2 separate regions of the Homo sapiens genome follow, and region 1 is linked to region 2. The links are chromatin loops, found by intact Hi-C in ENCODE. Cell type or tissue: IMR-90. All regions are shown on one strand.

Evidence for each region. Hi-C counts contacts between places; a loop is a spot of excess contacts. Peaks named below come from ENCODE experiments on the same cell type or tissue, not always from the same donor. Only the 100,000 strongest peaks of a DNase experiment are listed, where the experiment ranks them.
Region 1: it touches region 2 in a loop (6-fold over the local background); 4 of 110 quality-filtered maps call a loop at or near these places.

What each region holds. Positions count from the first base shown.
Region 1 is chrX:72,567,166-72,572,165 of GRCh38, forward strand. It overlaps HDAC8 (histone deacetylase 8), which reads right to left. Exons shown (of 11, transcript NM_018486.3): 2 at 4,892-4,944; 3 at 1,589-1,719; 4 at 724-865. Among named protein-coding and RNA genes, the nearest start is that of HDAC8, 3.2 kb to the right of the region's middle. In IMR-90, a CTCF peak has its summit at 2,805 (motif pointing right); a DNase peak (open chromatin) is centred at 2,836; H3K4me3 peaks cover 183 bases; H3K27me3 peaks cover 312 bases.
Region 2 is chrX:72,712,524-72,717,523 of GRCh38, forward strand. PHKA1 (phosphorylase kinase regulatory subunit alpha 1) reads right to left here and starts at 1,783. Exons shown (of 32, transcript NM_002637.4): 1 at 1,280-1,783; 2 at 256-414. The coding sequence starts at 1,357. RefSeq lists enhancers at 1,087-2,071, 2,072-3,060 and a silencer at 1,764-1,913. In IMR-90, a CTCF peak has its summit at 2,262; a DNase peak (open chromatin) is centred at 2,178; H3K4me3 peaks cover 1,416 bases; H3K27ac peaks cover 767 bases.

The DNA of each region.
Region 1 (5,000 bases), 150 kb before region 2:
CAAACAAACACTCCAAAGGACTTCTCCTCTAACTCCAAGAAGCACCTAGGAAGAGCCTTTTCACAAGCCCTTTGTCTTTGAGAGACATCTACCTCTGGGTTGCTACTTTCATTAGAGGAGCATGAGCCCTCTTCTTGATTCTTCAGCCTTTTGTTTTAAACCTATTAGCGTCAATTTTCCACCTTTTTAAAAATCTGTTTGCCACTTCTTTTAAGAACTAGCTCTAAAATTCACTTCTGCCAAGACTTCCATGATTAATTTCTTTCTACTGATAAGTCTCTTCAGCTCATACATATATTCCATTGGTACCATAACTAATGTTGTTCTCTATTCTAATTTTGTTAATGTTTCTAGACTGTAAGTCCCTCGAAGACAGGGGAATTTCTAGAAAGCCGAAAAGGAATTTAGAGACTGTCTAGTTGTATCCTTTGTTCATTTTATTGATGAAGAAACTGAGGCCTAGGGAGGGTAATCAGTCCAAGTCAGTTAGCCAAGTTAGAAAAACTAGGTGTAGAGCCCAGGTGTCCTGACTTTGAGCAGTGTGCTTTCCACTATATTAGGTAATCTTTTTTCTATTTCACTTGGATTTCTTCAGAATGCCTTGTAAAGTGCCACATACACACACGTCTCTCTGTAAATGTCAATACAATAAGCATAAGAGTTTACATAACTGAGAAACTGACTCAAGGAAAGAGTCAGAAAACAGAAAGGTCATTTTCTTACTTCTTTGCATGATGCCACCCTCCAGACCAGTTAATTGCTACTTTGCACATTCCGTCAATCAGGCATTGGGCAGCTGTGATCGTAGCCCCTCCTATAGCTGCTGCATAGTCAAATATCCCTTCAGTGGCTGGGCAGTCATAACCTTAGGGCAAAAATCAGAAGAGCTGGTTAAAAGGTGAACTGGAAAAAGAGGAGGAATAGGTTGAGGTGTGACAACAACCTAACCTACTAAAAAGCCACTGTGCTAATATCAGCTCCAACTGAGACAGAAACAACTCCAATGTTGGGGATATAATATTTTAAAAGGTTAGAGCTAGAAAGGATAAACCCTCCTGATGAACTAGTCACAGGCTACAGATAGAGAAACCAAGCCTGAGAGGTGATGTGTCTTGTCAGTGGTCACACAGAGCCAGGCTTGGGACCCAGCTCTGTTGACCCCCCAGTTCAATGTTCCTCTGCTAAACCATGCTGTTTTTCTAGACTATCCTGCAGGTCACTTACAGTTTTAAAAAATGCAGCTGTTTAATGAGGGGTGAGGTACAAAAACTTAGCCAGAACATAAATCTGTACTCCAGTTAAAATATAAGGTCACAGGACAGCTAAATCAGCATATACACAGCCAGACCAGATCTGAGCACTGCCAGTAGGGCATAAGCAACTGAAAGGTTTTCTTTCATCTAACCCTTCATGTGGTTTTGCTCAACTCATATGGTTTGCTTGTTTAGTGAGTTATATGTGGCTAAACCAAAAGATTAAGATTGACAGTTAACACATGATTTCTTAACGAAAAATATTAAAAAAATCATACAAGTTATAAAAAAAATTAGTCTGTCCATCTCCCATCACTGCCTGGTAATGACTTTACCTAGCCCATATTCTATGGAGTCCGGATGATCATCATCGCCCTCTTGGCTGACCTTCTGGAGATGCTGCAGATAAGCATCAGTGTGGAAGGTGGCCATCTCCTCCATGGAGGCCACTTTAGGCTTAACTATCCTAATAATAACAGAGAGAACAAAGAGAGGTCAGTGAGTCAGACCCAGCGTATGCCAGAAGCTAGAAACAGAAGCCAGCAGTCTGAGAAGAAAATACGTCTCAACTTCTGGTTCCAATAGGCTGGAGTAATAAACATATTCTGTTCTTCCACTGCACTGTGCGGTCTTCACTGCCTCACATCTACAGTAGTGACTCTATTAATAAGGGGCAAGAAGATAGATTTTCCCTTGAGTTTATAGGTAAGTAAACAAAAGTAATTATATTCAAGTTAAACAAATAATCAGGTATCAGACAGACTTTACCCTGTGAGTTACAACTTTCAGGACAAACTAGTAGGCAGGGATATTTTCATTTGAACCAGTTGCGAATTGGGCTATCTAATCCTTTCAGCTATATCTTTATTTTAATAGGCAGCTATGTTATCATGCATTTTGAATTTGGAGTCAGATTTGGAGTCAGAGAATTGGGTTCCTGTCCTAATTCTGTACTTACTAGCTCTATAACCTCAGATAAGTCAACTGTTCTGTAGTTCAGTTTTCTTATTTGTAAAATGGGGAACTTTATGGGACTTATGTGAAGATAAAAGGATAACACATACAAAAATGCTTGGTGGATAACTATCATTCTATTAACAGATAAAAAATGGGCAACCCAAAATGTAATGTTTCTAGACTTGGACCCTCCTATCTGCCTCTGAGAGCGAGGCGAGAAGGGGCAAAATGGTTGGAACCGGACTTCACTCAGAACCTCTCAACCTACTCCTCACGAAAAATGACAAATAGAAGCGAGTGAGGGAATAAAGGGAGCTAACCCAATAAGAGGCCTTACCACATCTAACCTCTAGCTGCCTATTCCCCATTTCCTCTTCTTGACCCCACAGCTGCCACTACTGTTCTCTAGCCCTTGCCACTTAAAGGGTGGTCCATAGACCAGGAGCATCAGCATTCCCTGGGTGCTTGTTAGAAATGCAGAACTTCAGACTTGCCTCAGACCTGAGTCAGAATTTGTATTTTAACATGATGATTTTTAAACAAGATGACACATTTTAAGGTGATTCATATACACATTCAAGTTGAAGGAGCCCTGACCTGGGCCACAGGGAGGCAGCAGTGGTTTTAAATGTCTGCTGAATGGGAACACAGCCATGAGTTTACGATGAATGAATACGACTATACAGGCTACTACTATCACCAAGGTAGCTGGAAGAAATCCTGTGGTTTGGCCTCAAAAGTGAAATACATAGCCAAGACCCAAGAATTCTTGCTTCTTCTTAAAGAAGACAAATCTATACCACCAGAGGTGAAAAATCTACCCATTAAAATAAAAATTTTGTAATATCTCGGACCGTATTTCCCAGTCCTAAAAGCTCCCTCTTCTAGTACCCTTCCATTTATTTTGGTAAATGTTAAAAAACACTTACTGAAAACCTCCCTATTTAACAGTAAGCAAACTGGACAGTTTTGCTTTGCTTTGATATCTTGTTTGTCATAAAATAATTTTTTGAAATGTTAAATAACTTTAATGGAAGGCATATAGTTACTATGTTAACCAAACCATATGGGTTAAAAAATGGCTTAAAATGGGTGTGGTGACACGTGCCTGTAGTCCCAGCTACTCGGGAGGCTGAGGCAGGAGAATCGCTTGAACCTGGGAGGCGGAGGTTGCAATGAGCCGAGATCGCGCCACTGCACTCCAGCCTGCGCGACAAAGCAAGACTCCATCAAAAAAAAAAAAAAAAGGCTTAAAAATTCCCTTTAAAAGGTACAAAATGATTTTGTTAATAATAAGGATAAAATCTGAAAGCCTATTATTACACTACCTTCTGGGAGATAAATGAAGCATAGCACACTAGTTGGTATGAGCACTCACCTATTTGGCCAGAAATTGTCATAAGTAATCCTATATGTGGCAGGGTTATATTTGCTCTTATAACGACATCAAATACAGAAATGGCAATAAACAGCAAGTTCATGTTTTTGGAAGAAACAGTTAGCTCTCTCTTGAGTTCTGGCGCAGTCTTGGCAGTTTTCTTTGGTCTTTTTTGTTTGTTTGTTTTTTGAGACGGAGTCTCACTCTGTCACCCAGGCTGGGGTGCAGTGGCGCAATCTCGGCTCACTGCAAGCTCCGCCTCTCGGGTTCACACCATTCTCCTGCCTCAGCCTCCCGAGTAGCTGGGACTACAGGCGCCTGCCACCACGCCCGGCTAATTTTTTGTATTTTTAGTAGAGACGGGGTTTCACCGTGTTAGCCAGGATGGTCTTGATCTCCTGAGCTCATGATCCGCCTGCCTCAGCCTCCCAAAGTACTAGGATTACAGGCGTGAGCCACCACGCCCGGCCTTCTTTGGTCTTGATCTGTCTCCAGCCTCACCCATTAAAGTTTGGTGCTGGTGGTGGGTTGTCTAAAAGTCTTAGGTTGAACTCACACCCTCAAATCTGGCTTAGAATGAAACGAAATCAAAAGAAAAATGGAACACCTCCTAGCTGAACACCTTTTTGTATGAGACAGGTTTTAATACCCAAATGTACTCAAAATCTCCACAATGCACTGCACCTACCCCTGGGATACTTAACCAAGCAATCGAGCTGTATTTCTAATGAACCTTAACTGCTTCCTGCACTTTCCACTCCCCTGTCCCAAGTTTTCTTTTCTTTTTCTTTCTTTCTTTCTTTTTTTTTTTTTTTTTTTTTTTTTTTTTTGAGACGGAGTTTCACTCTTGTTGCCCAGGCTGCAGTGCAATGGTGCAATCTCGGCTCACTGCAACCTTCACCTCCGGGGTTCAAGCGATTCTCCTGCCTCAGCCTCCCGAGTAGCTGGGATTACAGGCGCCCGCTACCACGTCCGGCTAATTTTTTTGTATTTTTAGTAGAGACGGGGTTTTGCCATGTTGGGCAGGCTGGTCTCAAATTACTGACCTCAGGCGATCCACCCACCTAGGCCTCCCAAAGTGCTGGGATTACAGGCGTGAGCCATGCTCTCGGCCCCCCAAGTTTTCTTAATTCTTCAAGAGCTTTCTTGGGATTACAGGCAGATTACAAACACTGTGAATACTTTCACAGAAAGCTAAAATAATTTTTTCAAAAGACCATTCTTTTCCTTGCCCCACTGTGAAGCAGGATATTAAGGCTACGAACACCTAGCTTCAGGGCTATGTTCAAGAAAGACAACTTACCTCATCTGCTTATGCAGTGCATATGCTTCAATCAAAGAATGCACCATACTGGCCTAAAAACATCAGCGTAAAAAAAAAAAAAGAAAAGCAGAAATAGTCTCTTTAAAGT
Region 2 (5,000 bases):
ATTTTCCACTGTAACAGAACAGACTGTTCCCTCTCCCTCAAATCAGCAAGTTTCAAGTTTCCACTGCAAGAATACCACTTCAGTACAATACAGGAAAGCTTTCTGGAATATAATTTCAGAAAGATGATGAAAGAGGGAAAGGCAAAATACAGTTCTCTTAGCTTTTGGTGGGTTTCACTTCCTTCAGTCCCCACTCTGCCCCCAACCCCCAATCACACATAGCTCCAGATCTCTTTGTATTTTTATTTTGAGTACCTGCTCCAATTCATAGGCCTTTGCCTTATCCTCATCCCGGTCTGCATTCTTCCGATAGGCCAGGCCCAAACCCCACACAGCCAAGATGCTGTACACATTATCTCGGACCCAAGCATCTTTCTGATCATAGCTGGCTGGAAGCAAGCCAGTCACTGGATTCTGCAAGGTCAAGAAAAAGAGGGCAGGAAGGTAACCATAGGTGTTAACATCAGGAAACAGAATCTTCCAAATGGGTTTTTTAGGGACTTTGGTCTTTCTTCTACTTCTCCACTCTTGAGTTTTATAACCTCCTCTTCTTCTGACCTATTGCAGGCAAATGCTATCTTCCCACCTTCCCAAGCTTTACTGAGCTATATTCAACACATTAAAAATTGTGTATATTTAGGGAGTACAACATGATGATTTATGTATTCATTGGAAAATTACCAAAATGACGTTTATTAACACATCTATTACCTCACAGCTACCTTTTTTTTTGGTGTGGTGAGAATACTTAAGATCTACTCTCTTAGTAAATTTCAAGTATACAGTACAGTATGATTAACTACAGTCACCATGCTGCTGTACATCAGATCCCCAGAACTTACTCATCTTATAACTGAAACTTTGTGCCCTTTGCAAATACTATCTTGAATAAGGGGTAAGCGGTGGCTGAAGCCTTTCGAGTCTGAAATGTGGGTATTATTAAAGGCACAATTAAAGGTATTATTAAGTGCATTTATAATGGGTATTATTAAAAGAAAGTTTTACCTTTCTAGTTAGAATGAACTAGCGAACTAGCAATGAAAAACCAGCAGAAAAAATATATAATTAACAGGGGCGGGAGAACCTGCTACAGACAGATACAGATACACACACAAACACACACGCGGAGTTCATGCAAGGTCTCCGTCACACACACACACACACACACACACACACACCCACACACGCACGCACGCACGGAGTTCATCCAAGGTCTCCGTCCAAGCTATGACAAGCTACATCCTCGCTCGGTGATTACGAGAGACACCCCTGCAGTTACCTGATGGCACAGGATGGTCTGTTGCACCAGTCGAGCGTAGCCGTCCAGCCGGACCCCGGAGTTACTCCGGCTCCTCATGGCGACACGTTACTAATTGTCCTCTGAGAAATAGCCCGGGTGCCACCGGAGCCTTCGGTCCCTAAGGAACAAGTATCCAACGCTGCTCCACCCTCGTGGTGGGACGCCTGAACACCAGGCCCCGCAGAGCCCTCCCACCGCTCAGGCCTGGCGCCGCGGATTCCGCGTACCTCTCCGGACTCCGGCGGCCTCAGGGGCCCACCACGCGCCAGCGCTAGCACTGGCTTCCCGCGGTCTAGAGCCCCGCCGCAGCGCCCCAGGCGCCGCTCCTGCCCCCTTAGTCCAGTCCGGCCTCCGCGTGTGACTCCTGCATCCTCCCCTCAACCCCGGGAGACCGCCGCGGCCCACAGCCTCCCGCCCGGCCGCCGCCAACAGGTCAACGACCGCTGCGCCGCCTCCACCTTGCGGGAGACGCGAGCGGGAGGCGGGGCGGGCGCGACTGGTTCTGGCAGCTGCGCGCTGCGACCCCGGGGCTCGCCCGCCCCGGGGCCGAGAATGTGTCACCGTAGGCAATGTGCTTTCCGAGGTTTATTTTCGAAACACCTCAGATCACTATTTCAGTTTTCCACACTTGCTGTGCACACAGGATGTTGGGGAGGCTCTCCTTCGTTCTACAGGACTAGTTTTATAAAGGAACCTACAGTGAACTTCAAAACTGAAAGACACGCTTGTGTTCCAGGTCTGAAGACTTGGATTTCTGGGTCTTTATTGTATTTTAGATTTTGACTTTAAAAGCTCAGATTACACGCCTCACTTCCAGCCAGACCAACCAAACAGGAACTCCCTAGGGTACTTTACTCCTTAGTAACTGGCGAGTCTGCGGGCTTGGGAGGGAGGAGGCAGTGGTGCACTCTGAGGAAGCCAGTGCGGGGAACAGCTGGGAGCTGGCAGCCCCAGAAGGCGGCGTTGGCAGGACTCGAGCTGGAAGAGATCCTATAACTGCTTTGGATGGCTCCCTCGTGCGCACGTAGGTCACAAGGCTGAGGCAACAAATATTCAGCTGAAAATAAAGTGGAGAAGGAAGGCTGCGTAAGAAGCTTGGAGGCCGGGCGCGGTGGCTCACTCCTGTAATCCCAGCACTTTGGGAGGCTGAGGAGGGCAGATCACCTGAAGTCAAGAGTCCGAGACCAGCCTGGCCAACATGGCGGAACCCCATCTCTACTAAAAATACAAAATTAGCCCGGCATGGTGGCGCGCGCCTGTAATCCCAGCTACTCGGGAGGCTGAGGCGGGAAAATCGCTTGAACCCAGGAGGCAGAGGTTGCAGTGAGCCAAGATCGTGCCACTGCACTCTAGCCCAGGCGACAGAGTAAGACTCCGTCTCAAAAAAAATAAAATAAAAATAAAATAATAAAAGCAGCTTGTAGTGGCCGGGTGCGGTGGCTCACGCCTGTAATCCCAGCACTTTGGGAGCCTGAAGTGGGCGGATCACTTGAGGTCAGGAGTTCAAGACCAGCCTGGCCAACATGGAGGAAACCCCCCCCCCCGCTTCCCCCGCCGCCGATACAAATACAAAAATTAGCCGGGCGTGGTGGGGCGCTCCTGTAGTCCCAGCTACTCGGGAAGCTGAGGCAGGATAATCGCTTGAACCCTGGAAGTGGAGGTTGCAGTGAGCCAAGATCGCGTCACTGCACTCCAGCCTGGGAGACAAGAGCGAAACTCCGTTTCAAAAAAAGAAAAAAAAAAGGCAGCAGCTTGCAGATAACGCTGCTTACTGGCCTCGTGGAATCAGTCTGCAACCCTTGGGGCGGCCCGGCTTGGACCCCAGTGCCTTTGCTCCGTTCATCTCCGGCTCCTCCCTCCATCCCCCACCTGTTGCTCTCTGCTTATTCAAACCTTGCAAACCTTTCAAGGCTCTGCTTAAGTACCACCTATTCCCTGAATCGCGGGATAAGAAAATTAGACCGATTGACTTCAAGTTCTAAACCTTCCTTAGCCACCTCATCCAGGCCACGGTGACTTTGCATTTTCGTTTATCTTTTTATTTCTCTCCTCATAAGCTCCCTCCATTCCACCCCAAAACCTCCGCCCAATTTAGCATAGAGGCAGGCACCTAGGAGATGACTAGTAATTTGGTAATGATGATGAGGAAGGAGGGAATGTTTAAGAACTCAAATATGGGACTTTCAGGTTCAACAGCCAGTGATATAGTTAGATATCGTGACACACTTAGAGTTCTCAAGGAGATGCTTTCCATTGCAGTGATTCGCCACGCAAATGCAATGACTGGCAAATAACAAGCCACTTCAAAATCTAGGTGCACAGTGGAAGAAAAAGTCTCTCCATGGAAAGCAAGTGCATCTTGGACTTGCATCTTTTTTTATTTTTATTTTTTGAGGCGGAGTCTCGCTCTGTCGGTCAGGCTGGAGTGCAGTGACGCGATCTCCGCTCACTGCAACATCCACTTCCCGGGTTCAAACTATTCTCTCCTGCCTCAGCCTCCCGAATAGCTGGGATTACAGGCGCCTGCCACCACTCCCGGCTAATTTTTGTATTTTTAGTAGAGACGGGGTTTCACCATGTTGGCCAGGCTGGTCTCGAACTTGAACTAGCATCTGGATCATCCCTGCTCTGCCCCTAACTCGCTGACATCTTCCCCTCAGCTGTAGCCTCAGAAGCCGTTTCTCCACCCTTGTGCCTCCTTCAAGCTAGAGCCTCTCTTTTTCTTCGCTTCACCATGATTTAAACATGTTTATGAAACATTAAATATTTATATTTATGTTAAATCTTAAATATATTTATATTAAATATTAAAGTAATACACACTAAATAAAACATGGAAAGTATAGAAAAGTAAAACAAAGAAAATACTAAAATCACCCATAATTCCTTCGCACAAACACCTGTTAATATTTTAATTTATTTTTCCAGCTCTTTTATTTCTTCTGCATAGACCTTCCCCACTCCCCTTCAAGCTATTTAGAAGTTTGAGTAGATTAGGTATGGCAAAGGTAGGGTGTCACTACAAAAGACTACTGGCTGGCTATCAAGAGGTCTTGCTGGATGGCATTGCCTTGGTGCTTTTTCAACCTCGGTCCAGGCTGGACTTTGAGTCTTGCAGTCTCGGAAACTGGATCTGTTCAGTGTCCCAGAACCAGTCAGAGTCAGGAGGCTGACTCGTGCTGATTACCTCACGGGAGCCTGATGTATGAAAACCAGGATGCTGTTTGATAATGAGAAATAGAACTATGACACCGTTTATATTGGCCTGACCACCACATTCCCTCCCTTTAATAATGTGCAGCCTCACTACATACCAGGTGCTGTTTGCTTTGTACACTAACTCTATGAAGTAGGCACTATTGCTAATCCCATTGGAAAGATGGAGAAACTGACAAGTCTGCTGTGTCCATGTTGGCCTCACTGATTCTCTCTTTTCTCCACTTCCATGGCTTACTGGCACATTCTTTCCTTACATATGTCAAAATCATCAAACGACTTATAGACAAGACTTGCCAGTGGAAGGCATTATGTTTCATGAAGGTGATTTTTCTCTTTGATTCATTGTACATTCACTTTATAGTGTGACTCTCAAATAAAATTGTATTTCCAAGTTCCTGAGACAATTTTCTTGTTGCTCCCTTATATTACTGAAATTTTTTCATCATACCAATTTCTTAAAATTCATAAAGTTTAAAACTTC